Linked DNA regions of Homo sapiens: region 2 is linked to region 1. A link is an interaction called in ENCODE POLR2A ChIA-PET data of the cell type or tissue named here. Cell type or tissue: CD4-positive, alpha-beta T cell. All regions are shown on one strand.

Region 1 (8,000 bases):
GAAAGAAAATGATTCTTAGGGATGCAATGCATTAGTGGCTGTGACTTTAGTTAAAACATAGAATTTTGTTTGTTTTTTTTCTTTTGAGACAGGGTCCTGTTCTGTTGCCCTGGCTGGTGTGCAGTGGCAATAGTGGCTCACTGTAGCCTTGATCTCCTGGGCTCTAGCCATCCTCCTGCCTCAGCCTCTTGAGTATCTGGGAATACAGTCGTGTACCACCATGCCTGGCTAATTTTCAATTTTTTTTTTGTAGAGACAGGGTCTCGCTATGTTGCCGAGGCTGGTCTTTAACTCCTGGTGTCAAGTGACACTCTTGCCTCAGTCTCCCAAAGTGCTGGGATTACAGGTGTGAGCCACTGCCCAACCTTCATGCAGCATTTTAAAAAATGAAAATGTAGCTGCTTGTTCTAGGAGAAACTTGTGAAATTGGATCATTTAACCAACTCTGCCTGTGCGTGACTTGCCTTCAGTTCTCCAGCTTGGCCTCAATCCCTTTTTCTTGCTGCTTGGAACCCACATCACCACCAGTGACCTCACAAGGCAGTGCCCCTCCGCACCCCTCCCTTCTCCAAGACTCCCCCGCCGCCCCCTTTCTTGCTCTTACCCACACGCCACTGCAGACACAGCGCCCTCCTCCCCTGCTGCCCCCCTCTTGCTCTTACCCACACGCCCCTGCAGACACAGCACCCTCCCCCCACCCACCGTTACACCCTCTCTTGCTTTTACCCACACGCCCCTGCAGACACAGCGCCCTCCTCCCCTCCTGCACCCTGGGGGCTCCCCGCATGTGCTGTGATGTTGAACATGTGGGTGTCAGGATGAAAGGAAGAAATCTAGATTTGATGTGGTGGGAGGTAAAAGCACTCTCGAAGGCTTTCGAGCTGGGCTATGACTGTCAGGATGAATGTGGTTTTAATATGTGGAAGAGATTTATTTCTTTAATAGTCACCTGTTAAGAGTCTTAGATATCACTGATGTGTCTTGTTAAGAAACCTTATAACAAACGTATTTCTTAAACTTACATCTGGAGCTCTGCAAAGCATTAGCTGTTCTGCAGGAATGACAGAGGGTCTCCTGTGCGGCCAGCTCCTCTGGAGTCAGGGAGCCATGGAGCCACTGCTGGTTCTGAGGATGGTGACAGCAGGAGGTGGAGATGGCTTCATGATCTGCTGTGAGCAACGTGCAACCTTCTCCCTGCTGTTAAGTGACTAGAATTCCCAGGTGCCGCCTGCTGATTAGTTCCAGTTTGTGTTCCACGAGAGCAGATGTGTGTGAGGTGCAGGGAATGCCCCGCTGCGGGAGATGGTTTTCTCCTGCCACCGTCCCTCCCCAGGCCACACCATCCACACACATGAGCACGCTCGTCTTCCTTTCTCATAAAGCACAGACCTAGAAATATTTCTCGGTTTAAAAATAGTGTTTTCCCTACCTCGAGTCAAGGTTCAGTTCTCATCTCTCTAATTTTAGTTCCTTGTTTTTATGAACTTTGAAATGTTTTCCTTAACCAGAAAACAGAAAAAAGCAATCCCAGAGACAAGGGAAATTTCTTGCTCCATTTCCCTGTAGTAAAGGCATTTCTATGTGAGATTTTCTTTTTATCCTGAGCAGGTTATCAGAAACCAAAATTTTGAATTAGGAGTTTAAAGAAGAGGCAAGGGGGAAAAAGTGCTCTCTACGGGACCTTGGTTGCCATGTGGAATGTTTTTGGAGCATAAAATTGATATTTTTACAAAAAAAAAAAAACGAAAAAAATGTTTCTGGTAGAGGCCTGGAGAACGCCGTCATGATTCTGAAGGTGTATATATTTTTTATTGTTTCTGTCAAACTAATTTTATATAAGACATTAATGGAAAGGTCAAAACACATAATTCTCTGAAGCCTATTAGAAAAATTTCTTCCGTTGGGCTGGGAACGGTGGGTCATGCCTGAAATCCCAGCACTTTGGGAGGTTGAGGCGGGAGGATCACTCTTGAGGCCAAGAGTTTGAGACTAGCCTGGCCAACGTGGCAAAACCCCATTTCTATCAAAAAATGTATATATATATACAAAAATTAATCGGGTGTGGTGGCGCACGCCTGTAGTCTCAGCTACTCGGGAGGCTAAGGCAGGAGAATCACTTGAGCCTGGGAGATGGAGGTTGCAGTGAACCAAGAGCATGCCACTGCACTAGAGCCTGGGCAACAGAGCAAGACTGTCTCAAAAAAAAAGTAAAGAAAAGAAAAATTACCTCTGTTAACTTCTTTAAATTCTTAGGTACAGGTGGTAATTTTTTTCTTTGTTAAAATTGATGTTGGTCATTTTGTGTTTGAGTTTTCTGTTGCTATTTCATGGGGATTTTCCTGTGCATCTACATAATATAGTATTTCTTTGAATTAATATGCCATAGTTTAATCATTTCCTGTTTGAGCTTTTTAGATTGCTTGAAGGTTTTTCTTTCCTTTGTAAATACTGCAGCTTTAAGGAATGTGTGACTTTTGAAGCTCTCTGTTTTGGCAGATGGCAAAGGGGGTGACCATCTTATTTTTATTAATTTTTTATTATAAAAGTAAAACATGTTTTTGGTGTTTTAGAAAAGACAGATAAGCAAAAAGAAGATTAAAAAAACATTTACCAACTAGAGATAGCCATTTTGAATGTTTCAACATGAGGTTTTTAGACTTTTTCAGTGCATATACGATATATATCAAATATTTATTCAAAATCAAATATATATCAATGCATATAAATATATATAGATATAATGGTGTCATATGAAACACCATTAACACCATTAAACACCATTAACACCATTAAACACCATTAACACCATTAAACACCATTCATGGATCATGAATACCTTTCCACTTAAATCTGTATGTACATCTTTGTTTATTTTATTTTATTTTATTTTTTTGAGACAGAGTCTTGCTCTGTCATCCAGGCTGAAGTGCAGGGGCATGATCTCGGCTCACTGCAACCTCTGCCTCCCGGGTTCAAGAGATTCTCCTGCCTCAGACTCCCCAGTAGCTGGGACTACAGGCGTCCGCCACCACACCCAGCTAATTTTTGTATTTTTAGTAGAGACGGGGTTTCAACATGTTGGCCAGGATGGTCTCCAACTCCTGACCTCAGGTGATCCACCCACCTTGGCCTCCCAAAGTGCTGGGATTACATGCGTGAGCCACCATGCCTGGCCAAGTCTGTACATACATCTGTATCATCATTTTAAATGACTTAGATTTTATTCTGGGGATGTACTATAATTTATTCAGGAAATATCTCTTGTTGGAAATGTAGATTGTTTCCAGCTTTGAATCATTGTATATCACAATATGAAACTGTTAATAATCCAGCCATCCCTCACATCAGGATGCATTGTATAATTTAATGGTATGTCATAGTTTAATTGGCAGCACTTTGCATTATATTTTAATAGAACAAAAAGTAATGAAACATCATCATTGGCATCTTAGACTCGATGAAATATAATATTGTCAATTATAACAGTGTGATGAATATCCTTATTTGCCGTTGTCTTTGCCCACGATAATTAGTAGTGGGGCCAAATCTCTTTTTCATATGTGTGTTGCCCTTTTGTATTTCTTCATGAGTTGCTTGTGAATTGGTTGTCTTTTCCTTACTGATTTGTGAAAGTTCTTTATTTATGTAAGTATCTTAAATCTTTGTCTTCCATATATGTTGTAAAATGCCTCCCATTTTCTAATTTGTCTTTCAATCGTGATATTTCTTGATATGTGGAAATTTAAAATCTTTATGTTGGTCTTATCTATCAATCATTGTTTATGGTTTCTACCTTTAGTATCATGGTTAGAAAAGCCTTCCCCACCTGAGGACTATGTAAAATATTAACCTATATTTTCTTCTAATACTTTTATGTTTTTGTTTTCTTTTTTTTTTTTCTTTTTTTGAGACAGGGTCTCACTCTAGGCAGGCTGGAGTGCAGTGGCGTGATCTCACTGCAGCTTTGACCTCCTAGGCTTAGGTGATCTTCCCACCTCAGCCTCCCAAGTAGCTGGGACTACAGGTGTACACCACCACACCTGGCTAATTTTTAAGTATTTTGTAGAGATGGAGGTCTCATTATATTGCCCAGTCTGGTCTCAAACTTCTGAGTTCAAGCAATCCTCCCACCTTGGCCTCCCAAAGTGTTGGGATAACAAGCATGAACCATTGTGCCTGGACTGGATATACCACCATTTTAAAAAATCAGTTTATCAGTTGATGAATATTTGAGTTGCTTGCAGTTCTTGGCTATTATGAATAGAGTTGCTGTGAACATTCACAAGTCTTCCGTGGATGTATATTTTTATTTGTTTCGGTTAAATGCATAGGAGTGGAGTGACTGGGTTGTATGATGAGTGTGTTTAACTTTATAAGAAACTATGAAGCTGAACATGTTATTTTTCTTTGTAACTGGACACTTAATTGAATGCTTATTGTGTCTGAATTTTTTTTTTTTTTCTGAAGCAGAGTCTCACTTTATTGCCCAGGCTGGAGTGCAGTGGCACCATCTTGGCTCACTACCACCTCTGCCTCCTGGGTTCAAGCAATTCTGCCGAAGACTCCCAAGTACTAGGATTACAGGTGTGCACCACCACGCCTGGCTAATTTCTTTTGTATTTTTAGTAGAGATGGCGTTTTGCCATGCTGGCCAGGCTGGTCTCAAACTCCTGACCTCAAGTAATCCACCCACCTCAGCCTTCCAAAGTGTTGGGATTACAGGTGTGAGTCACCGCGCCTGGCCTGTGTCTGATTTTTAAAAATCAGATAGCCTTAGATTTTTCTTGGCAGAAAATCATATAAATTTAAAATCCCCTCCTTTTCAGTTTTTATATCTCATTTTAAAAAATTGGACTGAAAGGTAAAGGCCAAAAATATGCCTATTCTCTGCTTAGGAGTTACAGTAACTTTTGATGTGTGTGTGTGCATATACCTGTGTGCGTGTGTGTGGGTGTTTTCCCGCTGTAAGAAAAGAAGGCATGATGTAATGTGCAGGAAATAATCATAATAAAGAGAATGCTGGCGTACTTCTTGAGTGCTCATTGTTGCTAAATTGGTCATTTACTCCTAAAGGACGTTGGGGAAGGGTGTGTTTGATCTCTCTACAGCCAGAAAGACCACCTGAAAACCCTCCTGGGCCTCGTGAATCTGCTCATCTCTCCAGATGTCACAGGAAGTGTCCTCGGGGGGGGACAAGGCTGTGCTGTTCCATGCAGGCATGGTCTCAGGCTGTTCCCAATTGTGAGTGAGTTTTGAACAAAACTGTAACTTCCCTGTATAGGGCTTACAGTTGGCCTCATCTTACACCCTGTAGTCCAGTGAGTCCGCATGCTAGCTGTGGAAAGCGTGTACAGAAAGGAGGCTGATTCTTTTTTTTTTTTTTTGAGACGAAGTCTCAACCTTGTCCCCCAGGCTGGAATGCAATGGCGTGATCTCGGCTCACTGCAACGTCCACCTCTGAGGTTCAAGCGATTCTCCTTCTTCAGCCCCCTGAGTAGCTGGGATTACAGGTGCCTGCCACCATGCCCGGCTAATTTTTGTATTTTTAGTAGAGACGGGGTTTCACCATGTTGGCCAAGCTGGTCTCGGACTCCTCACCTCAGGTGATCCTCCTCCCTTGGCCTCCCAAAGTGCTGGGATTACAGGCGTGAGCCACCGCCCCCAGCCAGGAGGCTGATTCTTAATTATTGATGCACTGCAGCCTGGGCAACAGAGCAAGACCTTGTCTAAAAAAAAAATTATTGATGCCATTTGGTTCTCTTTGAAACTAATTAATGGCTCCTTAATTTGTCAGTGCGTCTATCTTCTAGCGATCACAGATGCTGTTTGGGTGCTCTTGTCAGTTTTTGGTAACCATTTCTGGTATTTTCTTTTCAAATCCCCAGCCTCACTTTGTGCTGGTTATCACAAGATCCACTTAGACCTTAGAGGTGAGAGCTTGGGAATATTTCATCTGCAAGAAAAATCATTCGTCTGTCTTTGTGTGGGACGAGTTAGGTTATGTAAGCTGATGGAACACGAAACAGAAAACTGGAGCCTTTTTCTTTGGGCACACAAAAATGCAAAAATCTAAATCTCTTATTTTGTTGAATTTTTAAGTGGAAGGAGTTGTAGATTTGCCACCATCAGTCCTGGAGCTGACTTGAATTTTTCTTTTAGGCTCTTGTTAGCTTTTCTAACAGAGATGTCACAGATTAGCAACTAGGCATAAACCTGAGAAATTGGGCACTAATTTTGTTTTGCATTTTTGTTTTGTAAGACGGGGGTCTTGCTGTGTTGCACAGGCTGCAGTACAGTGGCTGTTCACAGGTGTGATGGTAGCGCACTGCAGCCTCGAACTCGTGGGCTCAAGTGATCCTCCCACCTCAGCCTCCCAAGTAGCTGGGACCACAGGCATGTGCTACGCCACCCAGCTGTTATTTTGCATTTGCTCTGTCATCACGTTGTGCTTTTGTGCCTGCCTTTTCTCCTCATTAACTAGATATCTGTCACTTAAAGAAATAACAGCGATGCATTTCAGGATAATAGAACCCCTATGAACTCTTCCAGACTTAAAATTTATCTGTTTCTCCAAAAAACACTGCCTGCATTTTTCCCAAATAAGCCAGATACTCTCAGCCAGGTATCTGTGCAGGTTGGACCCCTGCCCACCTTACAAGATCCAGTAGCATCTCCGTTGGAAAGCTTTTCCTGAGCCCTCCCGCCTGGCCCCCCCGCTGCCCCAGCCGCCATTCCTTGCCAGGTCTCTTTTTACCTCCTTTTGCGTTAATGGGTCTTTGGAGTTGTGTCTCCCCTTCACTGAGCTCTCCAGGACACATTTTGCAACATTTTTGTGTCCCTGGTGTATGGTGTTTAGCAGACGCTCAGTATTTACATGTTGACAGATTGCACACATGGGACCGGGTACATTTCTTGCCAGTACATCCAGTTTTCCCTTACCTCTTCTGCTGTAAATTAATGTTCCTCTGGGGTTTAAAAAATTAATTTAGTGGTTAATTTAGTAAGAGATTAAAATTAGGCACTGGCCAGGCACGGTGGCTCATGCCTGTAATCCCAGCACTTTGGGAGGCTGATGTGGACAGATCACCAGAGGTCAGGAGTTCGAGACTAGCCTGGCCAACATGGCAAAACCCCATCTCTACTAAAAATACAAAAATTATCTGGGCGTGGTGGCACATGCCTGTAATCCCAGCTACTTGGGAGGCTGGGACAGGAGAATTGCTTGAACCCGGGAGGCGGAGGTTGCAGTGAGCCAAGATGGTGCCACTGCACTCCATATATATATAGTAACAGGTCTCACCTTGTCACCCAGGCTGGAGTGGAGTGGCATGATCACAGCTCACTGTAGCCTCAGCTTCCTGGGCTGAAGTGATCCTCCTACCTCAGCTTCCTGAGTAGCTGGGACTACAGGCATGCACCACCATAGCTGGCTAATTTTTCTATTTTTTTGTGGAGACGGGGTCTCACCATGTTGCCCAGGCTGGCCTTGAACTCCTGGGCTCAAGCGATCCTCCTGCCTCAGCCTCTCAAAAGTATTGGGATTACAGGTGTGAGCCACTATACCCGGCCATAAAGTAGTACTTAAAAGTGTAACAACTTTCAATAAATCTTTGTGAGATTCAGAACAACCTTTTGAATTGTCTATGTAAAGAAATACCGAACTGCTTTTTTTTCCCCTCGATCACTTTTTAACCTTCCACTTTGTAGACAATTTGCTAGTGTGTTTTCTATTTTTTTTTTTTTTTGCCACTGGGTATTGCCCTGTCATCCAGACTGGGGTACAATGGCATGATCGTAGCTCACTGAAGCCTCGACCTCCTGGGCTCAAGCGACCCACCCGCCTCTGTCGCCCAAGTAGCTGGGAATATAGGCGTACACCACCATGCCCGGCTAATTGTTTTTTTAATTTAAATTTTGTTTTTTTTTTTTTGCGGAGGCAGATCCTCACTATGTTGCCCAGCGTGGTCTTGAACTCCTGGCCTCAAGTGCTCCTCCCACCT
Region 2 (8,000 bases), 59 kb after region 1:
AGCTTTTGCTTTCTTCCTGGCTCTTAATCACAGCTGGTGACTCGGGTCCTTGCTTGTGGATTCTCCCTGCCACTGGTTCCTACCACTGAGTCAGGTGATGGACGCCATGTTCACAGTTTTATCACCAGCGTCTAGCGTGGCCTGCAGCGGGTGCTCCCATAGAACCCATAAACAAACAACTTCTTGTTTCTTATTATGTGAAGAAAGTTGGTCTGTGTAATTCACCCTCCAGAGAAATGACAGCACTTTCAGTACTTTGTTCTGCCCTTCCTTGATCTCCACGCTGTTTGCAGATGGACCACCGTTGTAGAGATGTGATTTGATTCTTGACGTTTCTGAGTGTCCACGGTGCTGCGCCTTCCCCCAGGTACTACAGTACTGAGATTAATAAGACAGAGTCAATGTAAGGTGTTAGTAGGATTTAGAATAGGTCTAATCTCATTCTTAACGGATTTCAGGAGCTTATTATGTGTTGAAAGAATGAATAGGATAAAAGTTGTTAAGAAATTTTCTCCGTTTAATTTTTATTTATTAATTTATATTTTAGAGACAGGGTCTTACTCTGATACCCAGGCTGGAGTGCAATGGTGCAGTCACAGCTCACTGAGGCTTTGAATTCCTGGGTTCAAGCAATCCTTCTGCTTCAGCCTCCCAAATTGCGGGGATTACAAGCATGAGCCACTGGCTCTGGCCTATTTTCTCCTTTTAAAAAAAATTGCTGCAGGTATACACATATGCACGGATATACACATACAAATATGTACCTTATACATATATGTATATAATAAATACATGCATATGCGGAATTGTGGCATAGTCTTAGTCTTTTTTTTTTTTTTTTTTTTTTTTGAGACGGAGTCTCGCTCTGGTGCCCAGGCTGGAGTGCAGTGGTGCAATCTCGGCTCACTGCAAGCTCCGCTTCCCGGGTTCACGCCATTCTCATGCCTCAGCCTCCTGAGGAACTGTGATTACAGCATGGGCCACCAGGCCTGGCTAATTTTTGTGTTTTTAGTAGAGATGGGGTTTCACCATGTTGGCCAGGCTGGTCTCAAACTCATGACCTCAAGTGATCCTCCCACCTCGGCCTCCCAAATTGCTGGGATTACAAGCATGAGCCACCATGCCTGGTTGTATTTAGTCTTTAACCTGTCCTCAGGCTGTTTCTCTCTGGGCAGGGAGAAGCATGGAAAGGGGGATGGGCCCTGGTGGCCACCTTTGAAGCATGGAGGCTCCGGTGCCACCCTGCCCTTAGGCTGGGCACAAAGGTGGCTGAGGGAAGGCTAGTCAGCTGCTGGAGGTGTCCTTTATGGTCTCAGTGATTAAAGGTTATGTTGTCCATGAATTTAATTTTATTTCATGATGGAAAAGAGGACATTGCAAATTAAGTATGTCACAGAAATGTAAGGAGCCATGGGGTCTGATAGGGCTGAGGGTGAGTGGCTTGCCGTCGAGTTTCCAGAAGGCGTTATTATGGACCCTAAAGGGGATTTCATGCGTTTCAAAGACTCTAACAGAAGTGTTCTGATGAAGTGGAGTCTGGTGCTGGGACCTGCCACTTCAGCCTGGAATTGTCCTCGTGTGAAGCGCAGTAAAAACCCAGAATGGATGTCGGCAATAAGGGAATTTCTGGGATATGATGGGGGAACGAATATTGTCACCTCCATTTGTGTCAGGAAGTCTCAGTATGCAGATGAGTCAGCTGCAGGGGGTGGCCTCCCAGGCTGCTGGTGGAGCCCAGAAGCAGGGGGCAGGCGTTTGGCCTCTGATACTCTCCTAGCTCTGAGTTGGGACGGAGCTCGTGTATCTACAGTGTGCTCACACAGACTTGGTGCCGGTAGATGGTGAGGGGATAGGTTGGCAGGTGGGTAGGGGGCCTCCCGAGGCAGTAGGGACCTGGAGGAGGCTGGTAGAAAGTGGAGATTGGCCAAAGTGACCTGAATTAGATTCTACCTGGTTCATGAATTTGCCTGAGGCTAAGGCTTCAGCGCAAGGGATGGTGGAGTAATACCTTTCCTGAAACACCTGCTGCCGGCGTGGCCTTGTCTGTCTCTGCCAGATCTTGTTAGCACTGTGGCTTCAGGCCTAGTTAAACATTCAAGCCCAATGCGGTTGGAGAGCACCCATGGCACGCCCATTGTGCAGCAGTGTGTTTAATACATGTGCTGCTTTTAATGGGTGTGAAAGATCAGAGAGCTTGGGTGTGTGTTTTACCAACCACTTTTTAAACTCACATAGTAAAATTTATAGTATATAAAAAGCAGAAAATATGGTGTATCTTCTAAATATTCACATTTAAAACATTTTTTAGAAATAATGTATGTCAAGCAAGGTCAAGCTAATGTGTTTATATAGGCTCTAAATTAGAGTTGTGAACCAGTATCTCATCCCACTTATAGGGTTTTTTTTGAAAACGTTCAAATGTTTCCAGCTCTTTTGTTTCTTTATTCTAAAACATTATCTGCTATTTTGTTCGATAGAGTAACTGTTTCTATTCCACTTTCTTTTTTTTTTTTTGAGACGGAGTCTCGCTCTGTCGCCCAGGCTGGAGTGCAGTGGCGCGATCTTAGCTCACTGCAAGCTCCGCCTCCTGGGTTCACGCCATTCTCCTGCCTCAGCCTCCCAAGCAGCTGGGACTACAGACGTGTGCCACCAAGCCCAGCTAATTTTTTGTATATTTTTTAGTAGAGAGGGGTTTTCACCTTGTTGGCCAGGCTGGTCTCGAACTCCTGGCCTCAAGTGATCCACCCGCCTCAGCCTCTCAAAGTGCTGGGATTACAGACGTGAGCCACCACGCCTGGCTTATTCCACTTTGTAATTGGCTATCCCTGCTATTAATATACAGGGTACTCTCCCTCTCGTATTTGCGTCTAAATGTCATCTATAATAAATAACAGTGAATACTTACTGGTTTCATATTTAGTTTTACTTTTATCCCACCCATTTTCTTTTAGTAGTTCTTATGACTTCACGTTTATTTAATAAAGGTAAAAAAGAACTTTCTGTTTCCAATTCATTCCTTTCACCAATAAGGAAGGATGTGGATCTTCACTGCTTCCTACATAGCTGCCAGCCTCATGTAGCTGTTTAAAATTTAAATTATAATTGAAATCATTAAAAAATTAATTCCTTGTTCATACTAGCTACATTTCGAGTGGTCAGTAGCCACATGTGCCTGGAGGCCACAGAACTGGACGGCTACAGGATGTACCCATCATCACGGGAAGTTCATAGAAAGTTCTTTTTCTTTTTCTTTTTCTTTTTTTGAGATGGAGTCTGCTGTGTTGCCCAGGCTGGAGTGCAGTGGCGCGATCTCAGCTCACTGCAGCCTTCACCCACTGGGTTCAAGTGATTCTTATGCCTCAGCCTCCCGAGTAGCTGGGATTACAGGCTCCCGCCACCACGCCCGGTTAATTTTTGTATTTTTAGTGGAGACAGGGTTTCACCATGTTGGCCAGGCTGGTCTCAAACTCTTGACCTCACGTGATCCTTCCACCTTGGCCTCCCAAAGTGCTGGGATTATAGGCATGAGCTACCATGCCTGGCATGTATCTCTTCTTCTCTAAGTACTCAGCTGTCTTGTTTGAGGCTAGTACCTCCACTAGTCTGGAACCCTCCTTCCTGGGCTTTCTGCCCACTTCCATCTCTCCTTTGACAACAGTGGTTTTTCCAGGGTCTGTGCAGAGCTCAGCTTTCTGCCATAAGACAGGGGAGTTTCTGAAGACTCCTCACCCCTTTTGGGAGTGAGGGCTGCTGACTGAAGCTCCAGGTCACTGTTTTATGAGCTAGCTCTCCGTTTGTTGATGGCCGGGGACCCAGCCTTTGTCCCCTCCTCTCGTGCTTGGGCACTCACTACTCACTGCCTCGGTTTTGCTTTCAGTTTTGATTGTGCATTGAGTCCACAACTTCAATGGGATTTTCTTAAGGCATAAATGACAGTTGCATGGTGTGCAGTGGGAGAACAAATCGCCCAGCCTGGGACATCCCTGGGTGGCAGAGTGGACCTGCTCTCAACTTATGGAATGTGCAGCAACACCTTGAGGTTATTAATAAATACCTGAGTCTGGGCATGGTGGTTCATGCCTGTAATTCCAGCACTTTGGCAGGCTGAGGCCGGAGGATCACTTCAGGCCAGGAGTTCAAGCCCAGCCTGGGCAACATAGTGAGATTCCATCTTTAAAAAAAAATTTTTTTTTAAAAGAAGGTGGGCTTGGTGGTGCACACCTGTCATCCCAGCTACTTGGGAAGATGAGGTGGGAGGATCACTTGAGCCCAGGACGTCGAGGCTGCAGTGAGCCGTGATCATGCCACTGCACTGCAGCCTGGGTGACAGAGAAAGACCTTTTCTCTTAAAAAAACAAAACAAAACAAAACACACACACACACACACAACTGCGATTCTTCCAGAAAAGTTCAGAAAAAGGAAGTCCGAAATACATAGTCCATAGTATTTCAGCCACCAGTGCTGCTGAAGTGAAATTAGAGATAGCAGAGATATCTCAGGAGAAAATGGAGGTTTTTGGGTTTCTCCGTTAGATGACTCGAACAAGTCTGCATGTGCTCTGTAAACAAGAAAACACAGTCTGGGAAACTGTCAGCCTCTGCCCCAGCCAGTGTGCAAAATACTCTTCAAAAGAGAGAAAACTAGAAAACAAGTTGAAAACCGGGTGATCTGACAAGTGTGGAAATTCACAGCAAGCATGTGCCTGTGCTGCAGATACGATCTGGGAGAGAGCCAGCAGCCTGGATCCACATTTCCCAGAAGCAACAGGTGGTGAAGGCAGCGGCATGACTGCTCCCGCGGAAGGTTAGTCACGCATGTTCAGCATCAGCCGGGCGCGGTGGCTCACGCCTGTAATTCCAGCACTTTGGGAGGCCGAGGCGGGTGGATCACTTGAGGTCAGGAGTTCAAGACCAGCCTGGCCAACATGGTGAAACCCCAACTGTACTAAAAACACAAAAATTAGCCGGGCATGGTGGCAGGTGCCTGTAATCCCAGCTACTCAGGAGGCTGTGGAAGAGAATTGCTTGAACCCGGGAGGCAGAGGTTGCAGTGAGCCGAGATCATGCCACTGCACTCCTGCCTGGGCAACAGAGCGAGACTCCATCTCAAAAAAAAAAAAAAAAAGAGAAGAATATTCCGCAACTTAGAGCTTTTCCTTTGCATGATATGATGTTTACAGGCGAGGTGGCTCCGCAGCCTCGGTGGCCTTTCTTCCAGCTGAAGATGCCCACAGGAGGTGTCAGTGCAGGTATAACCACCTGTGGGTCAGAAGAAAATGCCTTTGCAAGTAAATCTCCTCCTGGATGAAAAGGCCCATCTGTGTTCCAGGCAAGGACAGTGGCCGCTTCTGCGTTTCTGTGGCCAAGCGTCTGGCGTGCGGGTGTGGCTGGGCTCACCATGCTGTGCGGGCTACACCTGCTGCAGGAGAAGTGTGTTTGTGCTCGAAGAAGACAATGTGGGTGTCGGCCCGGCGTTTTTAGGTTGGACTACAATAGTGAGAGCTGCAAATTGGATGATTCTTGGAGCTATTTCATGAAGGTCAAATTTTCTTTTGTTTTGTTTTATTTAATCTCTCCCAGACTTCTGAACTTTTGCTATGTTGAATTTTTAGTTCTTCAAGGTTATTTGGCCTTATTCTTGACTTGCATGTTTTTCTGCCCTAGCTCTACCACATTATCTTTTTTTTTTTTTTTTTGAGAAGGAGTTTCACTCTGCTGCCCAGGCTGGAGTGCAATGGTGCGATCTTGGCTCACTGCAACCTCTGCCTCCTGGGTTCAAGTGATCCTCCTGCCTCAGCCTCCCAAGTAGCTGGGATTACAGGCGTGCATCACCACGCCTGGCTAATTTTCGTATTTTCAGTAGAGACAGGGTTTTACCATGTTGGTCAGGCTGGTCTTGAACTCCTGACCTCAAGCAACCCCCCGCCTCGGCCTCCCAAAGTGCTGGGATTACAGGTGTGAGCCACCATGCCTGGCCCACATTATCTATTTCTAAGCCTTTAATATTTTTCATTTACCTGCTACTGCTCACTCTACCTTGTATTCTCAGGGAGGGTGTATTTCTTCCCAGCTTTATTTTATTTCTTCTCTAAATCTCAGAATTATTGCACCTTGTTGATGTTCACATTACTGTATTTAGTTTATTTTATTGTATTATTAATATTATTATTATATTTGAGACAGGGTCTCACCCTATCACCTAGGCTGGAGCATAGTGACACAGTCATAGCTCACTGCAGCCTTCATTTCCTGGGCTCAAGCAGTCCTCCTGCCTCAGCCTCCCAAGTAGCTGAGATCACAGAAATGCACCACCACACCCAGCTTCCTTTTCTTTTTCAAAAAAACAGCTTTATTGACGTATAATTCACATATGATGCAATTCACCCTCTCAAGTGTATGATTTGGTGGTTTTTAGTATATTCATGGTGTTGTGCAACCATCACCACAACCTAATTTTACATTTTCGTCACCCCAAAAAGTAACCCTGCATCCGTTAGCAGTTACACCCTCTCTCTCCTAAACCCATGGCAGCCACTCATCTGCTTTCTGTGTCTACAGATCTCCCTATGCCAGACATTTCATATAAAGGGGATCACCTAGTTCGTGGCCTTTTGGGACTGGCTTCTTTAACTAAACATCATACAGCTTTATTTCCATTTTCAGTGTATTCCCTTTTTTTGTTTTCAAGTATTTAGTGGCTACCTAGTCTCAGATTTTAAATTTAGTTTTTCCTTTCTCTTCTTTCTATAATCTATTTTTCATCATCTACACTGTGTGCTTGAATCAGCACCTCTTAGAAACCTACGGATGAGCTGTTAGCTCTCTAGGGACAAGAACACGGTCTGGGACCCCCGTCCCTGCTGCAGGTGTGACCTGACCCCCTCCCTCTGCCGACGTGACCTATCCCCCTCCCTCCCGTCTGTGGCATCTGGTGCATTTGGTGCTGTCATTTCACAAATAAAAGGTGATCAGCTGGTGGTCTGTTTCAGTTCTGGTATCTTTCCCCAGCTCTCTTGTTTCATAGCCTCTTCCCATTATTTAAACTCTGCTCTGTTACAGGATTCTTAATAGTTATTGCAGACCTTCATTTCCATTTTGTTGTCTGCAACTCATTGTTGAAGTGCCATTTGTTGCTTCTGAACAGCCCATAGACACTTGGACTTGAATGCATATGACTCTCTTCTTGTGGGTCCAGATCGTCACTCACTGACTGTCCTCACATTCACAGCTGTTCTCAGGACAAGCACCGTCTTTCCCTTTTTCGGATGTCCCTGTTTACCTGAATCAACTCATTTAATCCTCACAACAGCCCTGTGCTATGATATGACCATCATATCACAGCATTTTCGTTTTCTTTTTCTTTTATTTTTTTGAGACAGGGTCTCATTCTGTCACCCAGGCTAGAGTGCAGTGGCGTGATCTCGGCTATCTGCAACCTCTGCCTCCCGGGTTCGAGAGATTTTCCTGCCTTAGCCTCCCGAGTAGCTGGGACTTACAGGCACCTGCCACCACAGCTGGCTAATTTTTGTAGTTTTAGTAGAGACAGGGTTTTGCCATGTTGGCCAAGCTGGTCTTGAACTCCCGACCTCAAGTGATCTGCCCACCTCGGCCTCTCAAAGTCCTGGGATTATAGGCGTGAGTCACCGCGCCGGCCAGCATTTCCATTATCTAGACAAGGGAACTGAGGTCAAGCATTGGAGTGAAAGTCACCTAGGTGGCTTTTTTTCTTTTTTAACCTATTTATTTCTTTCAACCCTTAGCCCAGATCCTAACCTTCGGTAAGTACTCAGTAAACATTTAGTCTGCTGGGTGCATGAACGAGCGAATGAGCAAATGAATGACAGCGATAGCACCTGGTGGGCTGTTCGCTGGTGTGCTGGGTGTGCTGGGTGTGCTGGGTGTCGTCTCTCAGAGACTCATTTCTACAGTCTTTGTGAAGGCTCGTGCTAGTAAACCCTAATTCAAGAGGTTTCTTAGAGGTGGGAGGCGAAGGTCTCTGA

The links. ChIA-PET counts read pairs that join two places held together with the same protein. Peaks named below come from ENCODE experiments on the same cell type or tissue, not always from the same donor. Only the 100,000 strongest peaks of a DNase experiment are listed, where the experiment ranks them.
Region 2: POLR2A ChIA-PET joins it to region 1 with 5 read pairs; 4 of 35 experiments call an interaction of 5 or more read pairs at or near these places.

Annotation. Positions count from the first base shown.
Region 1 is chr16:4,074,462-4,082,461 of GRCh38, reverse strand. All of the region lies in intron 2 of ADCY9 (adenylate cyclase 9), which reads left to right. Among named protein-coding and RNA genes, the nearest start is that of ADCY9, 38 kb to the left of the region's middle. In CD4-positive, alpha-beta T cell, no CTCF peak of the experiment used is centred here; DNase peaks (open chromatin) are centred at 761 and 4,961.
Region 2 is chr16:4,015,340-4,023,339 of GRCh38, reverse strand. The region is part of intron 2 of ADCY9 (adenylate cyclase 9); the gene reads left to right. Among named protein-coding and RNA genes, the nearest start is that of TRIDDENT, 69 kb to the right of the region's middle. RefSeq lists a silencer at 7,758-8,000. In CD4-positive, alpha-beta T cell, no CTCF peak of the experiment used is centred here; a DNase peak (open chromatin) is centred at 6,449; H3K4me3 peaks cover 439 bases.